Regions from separate parts of the Homo sapiens genome. Here region 1 is linked to region 2. The links are chromatin loops, found by intact Hi-C in ENCODE. Cell type or tissue: heart left ventricle. All regions are shown on one strand. Links, peaks and the distances in the headings refer to the core of each region. The heading gives the core; the rest is flanking DNA.

Region 1 (8,334 bases), core at 268-8,267, 160 kb before region 2:
GATCTCCAGAGTTCTTTCCACACACAGCTTTGTGTCTCAGCCTGAGTGTAGGTTATTGATTCTTTGGTATTGAAAAATTTATTTCTGCATTTTTAAACCACAGTTCTGGCTGAGGATACCCTAAACCTTAACATCAAATGAATCATCGTGATGTGAGGTTTCGGAGGGTGATCGTCTTTTCTATTTCTCTTAATCAAGAAATCATTTGTAATTGCCTTTAATAGAGATAAATGAAAACCCACCTTTACCTTATTATAAAATTGGTATTTTCAATCTTTAAATATAAAGTTTCTCAGCCCAGGAGTCTATAGATTCTGTAAAAACAGGAAGCTCCTCTTCCAGGAATTTGAAATTGCTTCAACCTCCTCATCGACTGAGATGGCCAGGCTCCTCTGTGTGCCTGGCTAAGGTTCTAGAGCCCAAGCAGGCCCGCCTCCTGCCCACTAGGGGATCTGCTGACATGCACCCCCAACAGGGCAACAGGGACTAAAGATAGCCCCTTCGCCCACAGGGATACTCTCACATATACTGACAGACATTCATCTGCGTGAACACACATTTATCCACACCAGCTTACACAGAGAAACGTACACACACACACACCCATGCAGATACATGTGTGCCAAGACACACACACGTATGCTTCCATCACACACTGTGGGCCTCCTATACACACACTCCAAGGCTCCTTATTGCCTACAAATATAGAAAGGTGTGTGTGTGTGAGAGAGGGAGAGAGAATAAGAGAGACTTTATTTTATAGGAAGATGGGGAACAATAATTTGGGGCTCTATATTTTAAACTCTAAGTCCTAAGATTTAAAACAATCTATTCTTAATTCTCACCTTCTTCCCCTCCCACCCTGACCGCCACGCTTCATTTTCTAGAAAATCAACAGGTGAGATGCTGAGGATCTGGGGTGACATCAGCAGGTGATACAGGGCAGAATCAGGGCCTTCCTCCATCACCTACTGTTCAGAGAGGAGCAGCCAAGGGTCTTCAAGCCAAAGGGGCTGCCTGAACAAACAGACATGTAGAACTCAAAGCAGGTGGAAGGTTAAAAGGTGTTGCTGCTTTCTGCAAAGCCCACTGTTAACATCTCCTCCAAGGCCAAGAGCAATTCTGTAGCAGGAAGGTGCAGAGGCCTCCCAAGACAGTCTCCTGGAAAGTAACCACTCACGTGGCATCTCATGGGAGGAAAAGTTAACAGAAAAGGAATCTCACAGGAGGTGAAGGGCACAGGCTTTGCTTCTTCAGACCCCAGGGACAGGGTGCCCCTTTTGCTATGAGTCGAGCAGCAGAAACATCTTTGCTGCAGCCCTGACAAGCTGCTCTGTTTATGAGTCACTAGGGAGTCACTCTGGCTCTCCTTCACATCTAGAAGAAACCGTATTCATCTCTGATGACCTTCTACTGAACACGGCAGCAGCAGAACCCCAGAGAATGTCAGAATGTCTGACCCAACTTCAGCCTCTCTCCTGGCACAGCTGGCAGCCAATAGTGTCAGGGACTGGCCCTGGACCAGAGGCCTAAGCATTGGCTTCTAAGCCACTTGCAACCTCAGCTGCCACTTAACTTTCCTGGGTCTCAGCCTCACTTCTGTTACCATGGGGAGGCTTATTACACAGGCACACATGAGTCTCTAGGGTTCCAGAGCAAACCTATCACCCATGACAATGAAGCTTGTAGAAGTTGTTCTTATCTGAGGCTCACTGATCACAACAAAAGCAGAAGATCACTTCCTCAAAGATGTGACAAATGGACTCGCAACTTGATATATGCCCGGAACATTAGAGTTTACAAAGCTCTTTAAGAAAAGTATTTTTCTTTATGCTCCCAACACCCCTGTGAAGATTACATAAGACATTTTTATTCCACCTCTGAAGATGAGAAAATCGAGGCCCCAGAGAGAAAAAGTGTGTTTTTCTGAAGGTCACACATACAATAGATGTACAGAGGCGAGACTCCAACCCAGCACAGGCTCAGAACATTCCAAAGGGCTTCAGAATTCAGGGTATGTCCTCACAAATCCTTTTGGGGTGGTGCAAGAAGCATGACCCTCAGCCAGAATGCAATTACCTGCCTTTATCCAAGGGGGCCTGCAATGTCCACTCAGCACACTGAGAAGGCAGTGACCATGGCCATCATTGCTCTATTCCTGGCACCTGGCATATGGTGCCTGCCACAGAACAAATGATCAGATTATATTTGTAGAATAAATGGGAGAATGGACCCTGGCTGATTGGATGGATGGATGGATGGATGGATAGATAGATGGATAGATGGATAAATGGATGAATGGATGAATGGGTGGATAGATGGATAAATGGATGGATATATGGATGCATGGATGGATTGATAAATGGATGAATGGGTAAATGGATGGGTGGATGGATGGATGAATAAATGGATGGATGGATGGATGGATGGATGAATCAATGGATGGATGAATGGATGAATGGGTGGATGGATGGATAAATGGATGGATATATGGATGGATGGATGGATGCATGGATGGATTGATAAATGGATGAATGGGTAAATGGATGGATGGATGGATGGATGGATGGATGGATGGATGGATGAATCAATGGATGGATGAATAGATGAATGGGTGGATGGATGGATAAATGGATGGATATATGGATGGATGGATGGATGCATGGATGGATTGATAAATGGATGAATGGGTAAATGGATGGATGGATGGATGGATGGATGGATGGATGGATGGATGGATAGATGGATGAATAAATGGATGGATGAATGGATGAATGGGTGGATGGATGGAGGCATGCCTGCATAAATTGACAAAGAATGGTTACAGACTTTGGAGCTGTACAATCTTAAACTTTAATCTTGCCTCCGTGTTCCTAAATTTGTGCCTCTGAACAAACCACTTAACCCCTGTGAGTCTCAGTTCTCTCATCTGTAAATGGGTAGCGGTATCTACCTCATACATGTGATAAAGATGATGTTAGCAACCCATGCAAAGCCCAGAGCACAGTACCTAGATGAAGCTATGCTTCCATCATTGGACTTATTTCTATCTGCTCCTGCAGGACCTGGGTTTGTCCACCATGGCACCATCTGCTTCCACTCCTGCCCATTTCTGCCCACTCCTGGTCTCTCCAGCCTGTTGGGATCCCTGGCCATGCCTGGCAGATGGTCAGTCATTACTGTGGCCCTGCCTGACCTAGGTAGCTCATGGGGGCCAAGCCCTGGCTGTGTTTCCCTGCTCTGCACCCAGCACAGTCACCTCCGTTGTCAGATACCCAGGGCCAGAACAAGTACAGCTACTGGATTCAACCTTCTAGAATTCAGACAATGGGGATATATGTGCTCTAGGATATATGTGTCTAGCCACCTTCCCTGTGGCTGACATCAGGTATTAGGAGAGAAAGAGAGGAAGATCCTTCCCTGTCTCCTCTTTTTCTCACTTCCAACTCTCCAGGAAAGGTGCCAGGAAATGAAAAGGACCCATCTTATCAGTCAGGATGCTTTCTCCTGCATGAAACGGGGAACCCCTACCCAACTGGCTTGAGTAATAAGAAAGCTTGGCCGGGCACGGTGGCTCACGCCTGTAGTCCCAGCACTTTGGGAGGCCAAGGCAGGTGGACCACTTGAGGTCAGGAGTTCGAGCCTAGCCTGACCAACATGGTGAAACCCCATCTCTACTAAAAATACAAAAAAATAAAATTAGCCAGGCATGGTGGTGGGCGCCTGTATTCCCAGCTACTTGGGAGGCTTAGGCAGGAGAATCACTTGAACCTGTGAGGCGGAGGTTGCAGTGGGCTCAGATTGCACCACTGCACTCCAGCCTGGATGACAAAGTTAGACTCTCTCTCAAAAAATAATAATAATAAAATAAAAATAAAGTAATAAGAAAACTGTGAGAGAACAAAAGGCCCAGAGGTAGGACTGAGCCAGCGAGATCCACACTTGGGTCACGAGATGGCTGCTGAAACATCATCCAGGCTCCACGCATCACATGTAGATGTGAAACAGACAAGCACAGGGGTAGGCCACTCATCCGTGAGAAAAACCTTCCCCAGAGGAAACTTCCTCTTTCATTCACAAACTCAAGGTCTCGTAACCCCATGCCAGGATGGCTGGACTCCAGGAGTCTCCCTGCTTTGAAGTGTCTGCGGCCCCAGCTTGACCTGGGCTGCAGGCCTTAGGTAAGGACCTTGGAGCCCTACTCTCCTCCATAAAGGTAATGCAGTCACTTCAATATTCGCTCAATATGTCCTTTGATGGGGACGGACCTGCTGGGCTGGCCTGGAATATTAGCTGGGTTAATTGTCCCTTCAAATGAACAACCAGTTTAATCAAGGACTTAATGCCCTCAGCTATTCAATTATGCCTGCCTCTGGACATGCAGATTCCATTACCACCCAAGCACCTTGCATGGAGGGAGAATGAGATTGTCTGGTGCGTGTGTGTGTGCATGTGTGTGTGTGTGTTGTCATTGCCCACAGGCATTTGTTAAGAGCAAACTGTGGGCCTAGAGCCCAAGCTGGCAGGCAGCACCTGACCTTGGCTGTTGGCTGCATGACCTCATCAGGTAGCTCTGCTTGGTTCTGCTCAAGAGGGTTTTGCCACCACATCTCACTTGCAAATAGTGTGTGTGTGTGTGTGTGTGTGTGTATGCAGCCATTCCAGGACTGACATGTAGCTCTATTCATGAACATGCACATTACACATTACTGAGTTTAAAAAGAAGGTTGCAGACTGCATGCTTACAGCATGATCTGTGGATGGGAAACTATGCTTATCCAGATCTATATGAATATTGATGGACAAGGACTTATCTGAAAGAGTAGTCCTCCCCATTTTCCCACTGTTTACATCTGGGTGGTGAGATGTTAGGTTATTTTGTTTTATTTTTATTTTCTTTATATTCTGGCTATTCTACAAGAACATATACAGTCAAATGAAGACACTACAGCAATTTTTGCTTGGGGACATTTTCTCATGCCTTTCCAAAGCCCCTTCCTGTAAGTAAAGATCACACCTATCTCTCCTCCTGAGAGGTCTCAAGTGTTGCATTGGGACTCAGGAAATAGCTGTGGCCCTTATTCTGTCATCACCTGTTTTGGACACTCTGGGACTTAACTGGCTCCTTCAGAAAATGATTCTGTTATTTATTTCAACAACTTGAAAGGACTTTCATTGGCTTGTGATTATAGGCAAATACATGATCACTGGTAAAAATTTGAAAAATGCAGAAAAGCATATAGAAGTAAACACCACCCACAATCACATCAACCAAAGAGATCCACTGATACCATTTTGTTGTATTTCCTTCTAGTCTTTTTTCTGGGCAAAATGGGGGATTAGGACCTGGAGGCAGGCTTAAGTGTGGGTGCTGACTCTTCAGAGGCAGCCAGTGTTCTGGACCCAGTGCTGCCACTTACCAGCTGGGTGGCCTTGGCTGGGGACCCCACCCGCTCAGCCCGGTTCCTTATTTGTAATGTGGGAATGATCATCACAATGCCTTTCTCATACGGTATTAATGGAAATGAGGACTAGAAAGCTTCAGCACTATTCCTGGCACAAAGCAGAACATTATTGTTAGACTATAAACACTATTTTAGAACCCTTTCTCTCTTTCTGTACACCAGCCTCATATCACTTCTCCCATTGCAAGCAGTTGCCATGCGGATGACAGAAGATGAGGCAGTCGGTGACTCCTGGCTCTGGCTTCACACCAGAATTATCTGGGAGGCTTAGAAAACACTGGTGCTTGGGCCCCACCCCAGCCTAATTAAATAAGAATTGTGGGGGTGGGGCCCTGGCATTGGTTTTTCTGGAAAGCTCCCCAGAGGATCCTAATGTGAGCCCTGGCTGAGCACCACTGGTGCATGTCAAAGTGCTTTAGAAAGGCCAGAGAGCTACATAAACAAAGGAGTTATTATTATTCATTAAGGATACTTCTCTGGGGGTGGAAATGAGTTCATTGACTCCTCCTCACTCTCACCTGATCCTTCTAGTGGGACACGTTGGCAGAATCACAATCTCCTGCTCAGAGTGGGGCTTTAGGGCTCATAAGGCATTCTTACCACTTCTGGAGCTGAGGGCTGCATGGTTTTCTGAAGTGTCGACGCTGTCCCAGGCACTGTGCTAAGCTGAGCACTTCACATGCAGAACAAGGGAAAAGGCACTTCTTCACATTGCACCAGCCTCTACAGAGGGCACTTGGTAACATTCATCAAAAATGTAATATGTACACACCAATGCTACTCCCAGATATAACTAATGGAAATGAGCTTTAATTAGTGCTCCCCCAAAGAATGTATATGGCAGCATTATTTACAATAGCCTAAAACTGGGAGCAACCCAAATGTCCATCAAGGGTTGAATGAATAAATAAGTTGTAATATAGTCATACAATGAAACACCAGCCAGCAATGGGCGGGGGGGGGGGAAGCTACTGCTAAACACGACATGGGACATGGGGTGAATTTCACTAATGACATCTTTTTTTTTTGTTTTGGATACAGGGTGTCACTCTGTCTGTCACCCAGGCTGGTGGAGGGCAATGGCGCAATCTCAGCTCACTGCAACCTCCACCTCCCGGGTTCAGGAGATTCTCTTGCCTCAGCCTCCCGAGTAGCTGGGATTATAGCTGTCCACCACTATACCCCACTAATTTTTGTATTTTTTGGTACAGATGGGGTTTCACCATGTTGCCCAGGCTGGGCTCGAACTCCTGACCTCAAGTGATCTGCCTGCCTCGGCCTCCCAAAGTGCTGAGATTACAGACATGAGCCACCGTGCCCAGCCCACAGATGTCATCTTGAACAAGAGAAACCAGATACAAAGAGTACATCAATTCTTTATGATTCCATTTATACAAAATTCAGAAACAGGCAAAACCAATCCTGGTGGTAGAGGTCAGACTAATAAATTGCCTTGGTACAAATAAATTGTCCTGGATATCCACCAAGACAAGCCATGAGATGGGGCTGGAAACATTCTATGGTAACCTACACCTTCATGTGGGTGGTGATTGCACAGGTATATACACAGCCTGTGTATCACATGTATCAAATTTATTTGGCTGTACACTCTTCTTTTTGCAAGTTAAATTTCAAATCAAATTTTTTAAAATGCAAATAAAATTGCATATATCCTTGACCCTCATGGCTCCATGTCTAGAATTTCTTTTTCTGTGGGTGTATTTGCACAATGAGGATACTACATAGGTACAAGATTATTTATTGTAACACTTATTGTAAGAGCAAAAAATTAGCAAGAAACAAAAATGTCCATCAATAGGGGCAGGTTAGATAAAGTACGGCTCTTTACCATGCAGCATGACACCGCCATGCAAAAATAGAAACAATCACCAGCATATGTTCTTAAAGTGAAATAAAAAGCAATGTGCAGAGATGCATAAAGAATGGGCTATCCTTGGGGTTAAAAAATATAAAGAGAGAGAGAGAGAAAGAGCTTAGTATATGTAAGAGTAAAATGAAAAAGCTCTGGAAGGACTTATAAGAAACTAGAGATTAGTTGACCATGAAGAGGGGACCTGGGTGGCAGGATAGGGTTGAAGGAAACTTTTCACTGTATATTTTTTATGCATTTTGAATCTTGAACCTATTAAAATTTCTTTTAAAAAAAATCTAAAACAGCCAGCCCCACATTCACCTTCTTCAAGGCCTATTGCTGTGATACAATTCCAACGTTCACCTTGGCTAATACAATCCCAAACCTAGCCCCATTGCCCCCGCCCTGCCATCCCTTCAATACTCTACTTCCTGATGCCTTGAACATGTGACATGACTCTCATACCTTCCCTAGGCCTTTATATCTGCCGTTCTCACCTTGGGATATGCCCCATTTCTGCCAGGTGTCACCTCCTCCAGAAAGTCTTCCCAGACTTCCCCAGACACCTCCGGGCTCCTGGAGCCCGTATTTTTCATATATCATTTCTCATGTGTCATTTGTCATACAGTTCACAATAATTGGTTTCCAGGCCTATGTGCCTTACTGTAATGTCAGCACCCAGCATAGTGCCTGAAAGTAGGGATTATGGAATGAATGAATGAATGAATGGGTGGTTTTTACCAGGATGGGAGCTGAGGAACAGCTTTTGTCTTTTACACATCCTGTTGAGTTTCCAAATTCTGTATAAGCATGAGCTGTGCCTCAGTTTTCTCATCTGTAAAATGGGAATAATAACAGCTCCTACCTCACAGAATTATGTAGTGAGGATTAAATGAGTTACTACAGGTAAAGCATGTAGCAGTTATTATTATTTCCAAATCACGATATTGTGATAAAGGAAGAAAATATATTCCAGTGAGTCTGAATCCAGACCCC
Region 2 (8,334 bases), core at 148-8,147:
CCCATCTGCAAAAATGTGACATTTTATATTCAAAGCAGTGCATGTCTAGTTATTTACTAGATGTGCAGCTAAGACATAATTACATTTAAAGTATTTTCCCCCAGGAATAGTCTTCCTTTAAGCAACAGTGCTCATTGTTTGAAGATCCTACATTTGGCGAAAAGAGTTCATAATTGCCTTGTAAACAGGTCTTGCAGACAGACACAGCAACAGCTACTTCTAAAACCTCCTGGAAGATTCTGGGGCTGAGAAAGTTGTGTATCTGTGTGTCTGCACATGTGTGGGTCCATGTGTCTGTGCATGTCCATTTGTGTGGGTGTGTTCTAGGTATGTGTGTGTGTGAGAGAGAGAGAGCACGTGTTTATGGAACACACGTCTGTGTCTTGTGTGTTGTGGAGGGGCAGAGCATGAAGAAGGAAACTAGTGTCTATTGAGAGCCTACCATGTTGCAAGTGCTTTGGGCATGGCCTTATTTAATCTTCAAATATTCTTGTCTCAGTTTAACAGCTGAAGAAACTGAAACTTAGAGAAGTAAAAGAACTTGCCCCAAATTAATCTGCCCATAAGTTTCAGAGATAGAACTCTGCTTCTCATAGTCTGTCTAGTTTGTGCTAAAAAGACTGAAGAAATAAAAGTACCATGTTGTGTTTTCACTCAGTGGCATACTTCATATTTTCTCAGATTCATTCATATATAATCATGTATATATCATTTTCTGAGTCCCTCCTGTCCTAGGCATTGTGGTAGAAACCTTACATATGCAATCTAATGCAATGCTTACCACCTCTCTGGAAGCGGGTTTATTATTGCCATTTCAGAGATTTAAAAAAATGAGGCATCAAGGGATTAGGTAACTCCCCCTCACAGAGCTGTAATGCAAAGGCAGCTTTGTTCAACTCCAAAGCCCACGCTCTTGCCCTTACATCCCACAGACTGGCTTCATTATTACTCAGTTTTGAGTCTTGAGAATTTAGAGTCTAGGTAGGCAGGAAAAGCATACATGTGACAACCAGAGTTATCACATGGTGGTCTGTATGTGAAGGCCAGCAGCTACCTTACATCACCAAAACTCAGATTATCTCCATCTTCCTGCTCTGCTACCCTCAGTCTGTCGGCTGCCTCAGACTAGTTTTCCTCATGGTTACAAGACAGTTGCCAGAGTTCCAAGCATTGCAAACAGCCTTGACTATACCCAGTGAAAGAAGGTAGACTAGTTAATTCTTATTTCTCTGTCTTTTTTCCTCTTTTTAAATCTTCATTTATTTTATTTTATTTCTACTATATCCTTCTAACTTTTTGTCTGTGTGTATACATAGAGGAAGTTTGGGAAGATGTTTACCTGTTGAAAAGGCATCTTTGTGTACTTTGATGCATGGTTTGATTTGTTTTTGTAATGAACATACAGAATTTTTTAGAAAAAATAGTATCTTTTAAAAAATGATGTCAGTATTCAAAAGAAATGAAACTAATCTCACAGTGTCATTCACCTGCTTAAGGTGCATCATTGGCTTCCCCACCACAGACCGGATGAAGGACAAACTCTATGGCAGTTTATAAGCCCTTCTGTCATGTGGCCTCTGTGTTCCTGCCGGAGGACTTTGGTCCTCAAACATGCAGATGTTTCTGTGCTTCCCGCCTTGGTTCCGGCGCTCTCTCCTGCTGGAGAACCTCCCTCCACTGCTCCGTCAGTGGAAACCCTGTGCCTTCCTCAAGGACCAAACCAAAAATACCTTGCTCCTTGCAGCTTCTCCAGGAAGCTCAGTCAGGAGATATTGCTCCCCTATCTAGAGGCCAGATTTTTGTGCATTTTGCATTGTGGTGAGTTTGGGTCAGTGGCATGCTGGAGCCGGTGGCTTTTTTCCACTCTTGAGACCTGAGCCTGTGCATCTCTTCCCAAGATGTCATATTGGTGTCTTGGAATCGGCCATGGAGAGAATATTTATACCATGGGAAATGACAAATGCTACAATTTTTTTTTCCTTAGGGAAGTTAGTTGTTAAACATTTACCAGCACACCTTCAGTTTGGGTAGGGGTCCATCTCAAAAATTGACTCAGAATTAATTCAGGGAGGCCTGTCTTATTTCGCTCCAAACTCCATCCCTCATGCTGCTAGCACAGTGCTGTGCTCAGTTCTAGAAAATTAGCTTTTGCAAGCAAAAGGGCAATCCAGGACTCCACTGTCATTGCCCCGCTATGGGAGCCAGCCAGCCCATGGCCCTGGGCTGGGGCTATAAGAGCTGCTGCAGTGCAGATTTCCTTCAGGCCTCCTGGAGACCTTGGGCCCCACCTGTTGGAGAGGGAACAAGCAGGGCTTAACAGGAATGATGGAGATGTAAAATGGCCCCAGGCCATCCCAAATCCCTAAATCTTACACAATAGAGAGGCTTAAGTGACTCAGTAAATGAGCCAAGGAGTTCAGGTCTTGGAAAATGCAAAGTGGTTTGCTAAACCATCCCGAGCAGCATTGATCATCAGCTTACTGGTGGTGTCAGAGGGGCCCATCCAGTTCCCTCAGGCACTGTCTGTGCTTTTCAAGAGAGATTGCAAGTGACAAATGAGCACAAGAGGCAGGCCCTGGCAAAGCTCAGACCGGATCCCTGAATCCACAGATTTACAGCTTCAACCTGCAGCAGGCCCGGTCTGTGCATGGCCGGGGTGGAATTAGGGGGCTGGGAGCCCTTCAGAGAACTAATACAACCATGAGTCCAAGCCACTCACATCACAAAATCGTGTGGCCCTCAGAACCCATACCTACATGTGGCCCCAAAGCCGTATGAGAGATCTGGAACAGTATCCTTCAGAGGCAGACCCCAGAAACTGGGGTTCTGACATCCTTAGTCCCAGAAAATGCCCAGTCTGCAGGTCATTCTGAATCACATTTGTTGAAGAAATAAATCTGAGTTCTGGCCTGGCCTTTGCACTGTGCAACCTTGGACAAAACGCTTCTCTCTGGGCCTCGGTTTCTCCATATGGACAATGAGGCACTTATCGAACTTTATGGGCTTAGTGACACCCTCTCCCCACTTCAGCCCTGTCACCTTCTGTTCCTAGGTATTTCGAGCTGTGTGCCCCACATAAGAATGCAGGGCAAGACTGGGCGCTTGCAGAGGTTTAACTCACCCAGCTGGTCTGCACAGGCCAAAGCTTGGGGAGCCCCAGCTTCCCTGGCTCAGGCCCTGTGCAAACCAGTCTCTCGCCCTGTCAGAGGGAGGGACTGCTCCCTGGAGCCCACCCAGCTGGCTGGGAGCTCTCTGCGTGCCTGCCACTGTGTGACAGTCATGCGATGAGAGGGAAGCTCAGCACATGTCCCCAGCCACCATCAGTTGGCGGTTCCTTGAGTGGAGGGATGTCAGAGGCACGTCAACACTTTGGCGGCTGCTATTCCAGGCGGGCGAGGCAGGCAGAGGGCCTGTGGGCGCCTGAGTCTGCAGAGCCAGCCCTCGGGGGAAAGGAGCCAAGACACAGAAGGGGCTCAAGCTGCCCTGCCCCTCACCCCACAGCCTTTGGGGGGCTGGGGAGAAAGTCGGGGATCAGAGAACTATTTTTTCCTGGGTTTTTCTGCCCATTAAACACTTTATAATTTGGTCTCATTTCTTTCTTGATAACTCTACAAGGTAGATACTATACCATTGCCCCCATTTTTCAGAAGAGGCTCAGTGAGGTGGCATGTCCTGCCCAAGGTCACTCAGTCCTCGAGAGCACAGAACTTTCTGGATGACAGCCACAAGCTACTGAACACCACACTCTCAATAAACCCAGTGTTCTGGACTGCGCGTTCACGTCTTCCCCAAATTCCTATGTTGAAACCCTAACCCCCAATGGGATGGCGTTAGGAGGCAAGGGCTCCAGGAAGTAGCTGGGTTCAGATGAGGTCGTGAGGGTGGAGCCCACATGATAGGATCAGTGTCCTTAGAAGAAGAGAAAGAGATAAGGGTGCACTCTCTGCCTGCACAGACCAGGGAAAGCCACGTGAGGACACGGGCAGGAAGAGGACCCTCACCAGAGCCCAGCCATGCTGGCACCCTCATCTCCAGCCTCCAGAGCTTCGAGAAATAAGTTGTCATCTAAGCCCTCTGGTTTGTGTTATTCCTTTACAGCAGCCTGAACTGACCAAGACATCTAGGAAGTAGGTGTCACCCATCCACTTGCTCAACACCCCATATTTCACCTGTTAATGGCGGGGCCCATCTACTCCTAGCCTAGCTGGAGGTGCCCTGGACCCCAGTGTTCCCCAGGCTCCCCAGTGTCTAGAGTATCTTGTGGGGATGTCCACTTAGGACAGGGGGTTTAGTTTGGGAAGCCTGGGTGGGGTTCCCATTCATATGAGGTCCAGGGCGGGTGGGGTCAGGCAGGCTGATGTAACCAACCCCCAGTGGGGAGCCAGCCTGGGACCCAGATTTCGGGCCAGCCTTCCCCTGGCACACAGCCCCAGTGGGGACCCAGCTCAAGGGACAGGCTAGGAGGCTCTGGCTCCCCCTGCCCCCCACCTCGCACGCCTTCTCCACGCTCCTCCCACCAAGCCTCTCCAGGCCCCCACTGTTGCCCATCTCATCTCTCCCACAGGAATAAGCCCTCCATCTCCTTTCCTCCCAGTAAGCTTTAAAGGTCCATCAGAAATTGCTTTAAGACCCATTAGGCAACCACCCCAAAATTGGCCCAGTAAAAACAGGTTTGCCTGCTTTAGAAACCAGGCCACCCCACCCTGCACATGGCTCTTCCCTCAGAGGGCTTTTCTAGAAGGGAGGGGGACAGGGATCACAGATGAACCAAACCAATTTTAGTTCTCTTATCCCTCCTAGGAGGAAATTCAAGCTCAGAGGCTGGCCGGCTCACCTAAAGGCACCCAGAGGGCAACAGCAAGAGCTGGAATCCGGGCCATCCGGGCTTGCCTGTTCCAAAGCCCCTATTTTCACCAGACCCTGCACGTGCTGCCGCCATTGTCCAGACTCCAGTTGCATGAGGCAGCTCTGTGAGTTATCGCTTCTCCCAGCCTCTGGGGACCCCCATCGTTCTCCACAGTTAATATCAGGCCTGCCTTGGGCATGGCCCTGGGACCCTTCTCAGCCTGGGGCAGTCCCAGCTCCCATACTCTTCTTTCTTTATCCCCCACCCTCCATGTGTCCAGGGCTCCTTGTTGCCTCTCTCTCACTTCCATCTTCAAAGCAGGTATTGAGAGCCCAGGGCAAGCTAGAGACTCCGGTTGTGCTGGAGATAGAGGTGACTAAGCAGAGTAAGCTCCCTGCTCTCAGAGTTGATATCCTACTTGGGGGAGGCAAGGAAATGAATACATCAGTAAGATCATCTCTCACAGTGAAGAGTGTCAAGAAGGTGGCAAAAGCAAAGTGAGCTTTCCAGCCTGTCCCCGGCTGTCTTGCCCTGCGTAGGGCCTCACAGGTCCCCTCACTTCACCTGGGTAGCAATCACAGGAGGGGAAGAGGAGGGGGCCAGGAAGACAGGGAAGGAAAGAAACGCCAGGCCAAGCCCTTTGGAGTGTGATGTTGTATGGAACTTCCATACTGACTGTGGAAAGTAGAGATTCTCCCCAGTGTGACATGACAAAACTGAGGGTAAGAGAGGCTGCTCAAAGGCGTAGGAGCCAAAGCAAACTCCAGTTCTCCTGACTCCCATCCGGTCCAATGCTGTTTCCAAAACACACTGCCTCCCATGCTCAAGATGGGGCTGTAGCCATTTCTCCTGTTCCCAGCCCGCATAGCCCCTAACCTGTGACAGCCTCCCTGCTCCTACCCCTGCTATAAATGGCCATGATGTGCAGCCATGGCTGAAAGCACTCACCGAGGTATGCCAGAGACAGTCCAGCTGATGGAGCCATCTCATAGGAAGGCATTCAGAGTTGTCATTTCTTCATGGGCAGTGCTCTCCATCCAGCTGTGTATATGCATTTGGCATCTGCTGTGTGCCACTCTCTCGGTGAGGTGCTGGGCATACAATGAGGCAGGCAGAAGCCTGGCATTCCATAGCTGGGCACAACAGCTCATACCTGTAATCCCAGCAATTTGGGAGGCCGAGGCAGGAGGACCACTTGAACCCAGGAGTTTGAGACCAGCCTGGGCAACATGACGAAAACCCTTCTCTACAGAAATTACAAACATATTAGCTGGGCATGGTGGTACGTGCCTGTAGTCCCAGCTACCCAGGAGACCAAGGTGGGAGGATCACCTGAGCCTGGGGAGGTGGAGGCTGCCATGAGCTATGATCATGCCACTGCACTCCAGTCTGGATGACAGAGTAAGACTCTGTCTCAAAAACAAGAAGCAGCAGCAGTCTGACACTCCAGTGAGAACACAACCATCCGGCCCACCATCACAGAAGTCAGTATGGAATCCCAGACTGGGCAGGGGCTGTGGAAGACAAGACAGGGTGGCACAAGAGCGTTTGATAGGAGAACTGTTGGATTCCAGAGGGTCCCTGAGGAAGGAACAACGATCTGGCATTGAACAGGCAAGGGGAGGGTTAGAGGGAGGAGGAGACACAACAGAAGGAGCAGCCTGTAGGAAGGTACATGGTGTGTTCTAGAAACTGGGAAAAGGATGGGTGGGCTTAGAAGTAGAAGCAGCGAGGAGGGATGGAAGAATTTGGAACCGGGGCTGTCAGCAGGGGCCACACCATGTGTGCAGTGGGCTGTAGGACATGGGGAAGTATTTGGCCTCGATCCTGAGGCCACAAGGAGCCCCTGGAGCTCTTCGACGTGCCTGAGCTTTTAGAAGATGGCCCGGCAGCTGCGCGGGTGCAAATCTGCCAGAGACGGCAGCAGGACATCTGTCAGGGTCTATGAGTGGTGCCCAGGAGAGACGATGGTGCCTTAGAGCGAGGAGGTAACAGTTAGAGGGGGACAGGCGATAGGTTCCAGAGACGTGAAATCCAGGAGGTGAAATTGAGAGGTGGGGATGAGGAAGAGGGAGACTAAGGGTGATCTGAGTTCTACTCTGTCAGTGAACACAGGTGGGAAGATCTGATTTTGGGAACTGCAGCCCACATGGATGAGACTTGCTCGAGGTCTCACTGCCAGGCTTGATCCTGGATTCCGGACTCCAGCTCTGTTTCTCGGCATCTTTCTCAACACGCAGCCCATGCCGAGAAGAGCAGGGTGCCACTGGCTCTTTGTCCCCCTAGACCAAGGGCCCTGGCAGACAGAGATGGCCCCAGTCATCCAGGTGGGCCCCCACCCCTGTTGCCCCATGGCATCACACACAGTCCTGGCGTACAGGGGCCCGATGGTGCATGTGTTGGGTTAGTATGGTTGACCAGGGATCCAGAGAACATGTCTGAGTTCTAATCTGTCCCCAGGGAGTCATACCTCTTGGGAACCCTGTTTAAAATATTGTTTCTGAGGATGAAATCATATCAGGTTATGCAAAAGCCCTCTGAGTAGTACCAAGCCATGGAGGAATGTAAAACATTTTCATTGCACAGCACAGGGAGGAGCTGCCTAGGAAGCTGAGAAGGAACGGCATGACAGGGGCGGGTGCAGCCCAAGCAAAGGCATGAGGTGGGGAAAGCGCGAGGCCACTGCAGGGAGGTGGCAGGTAGATCACAAGGGGCTTTTGTATATATTATCCTGCGGCTCGATCTTCACAACAGCCCTGTTCAGGTAAAATCACTCTTTCCTTTCTCAGATAAGGAAACGGAGATGAATAGCACTGCAGCAGATTTCCCCAGCTCACCAGATCCTAAGCAGCCGAGCCAGCTCCTCTCACCCGCAGGTAGCCAAGCCCTTAATAGATGGGAAATCACTTGCTGAGTTAAAAGTTAAAAGTGACTTATTGATGACAACAGTCTCCCAAGGATCTAGCTAAGGAAGAATTTTCAGTGGCCAGGACCTCTGAAGGTCCAGTTTAATCTTCCAAGGCAATTTGGAGAAAGAAATTGGCCTTTCTTGAGATGGACTGGAGCAAATACATGTGCTCTCTTCAATTTTGCAAGCACCTGTCTCCCAGAAGCAGGGGTGGAGGCAGACTGGAGGGTGAGGAGGGGCGTCCCTGCCAGTCTCTGCCTGCACTCTTCCCCTCCCCCAGCACCTCCGGAGGGGTAGACAGGGAAAAAGAGTCAGCGGTGATACTGTGTGCTGATCAGCAACTTGAGCAAAACTTAATTGCTTCCCTGAACCTGAAAAAATATCAAACTGCATAAATAAATGTGCTTTAAATTATTAATAAAGGCATTCACATCTGGAGTTGGAGCATGAAAATTAATTTAATTTTTTATGCTAAACGGGCTGGTGTGGCATGTGATTTAAGGATTCAGAGATACAAAGGGCAGGGAAGAAAAGGGAGACAGAATGTATGCTATCTTGGGCATTTTGCATTTAAAATCTC

What was found. Peaks named below come from ENCODE experiments on the same cell type or tissue, not always from the same donor. Only the 100,000 strongest peaks of a DNase experiment are listed, where the experiment ranks them.
Region 1: a loop joins it to region 2, with 1.9 times the contacts of the local background. A loop is called at or near these places in 3 of 110 quality-filtered maps.

The regions. Positions count from the first base shown.
Region 1 is chr15:70,280,536-70,288,869 of GRCh38, forward strand. No RefSeq gene overlaps it. Among named protein-coding and RNA genes, the nearest start is that of TLE3, 190 kb to the left of the region's middle. In heart left ventricle, for the core only: no CTCF peak of the experiment used is centred there; a DNase peak (open chromatin) is centred at 4,529.
Region 2 is chr15:70,435,681-70,444,014 of GRCh38, forward strand. No RefSeq gene overlaps it. Among named protein-coding and RNA genes, the nearest start is that of LINC02205, 66 kb to the right of the region's middle. RefSeq lists an enhancer at 793-842. In heart left ventricle, for the core only: no CTCF peak of the experiment used is centred there; a DNase peak (open chromatin) is centred at 3,331; H3K27ac peaks cover 887 bases; H3K27me3 peaks cover 1,202 bases.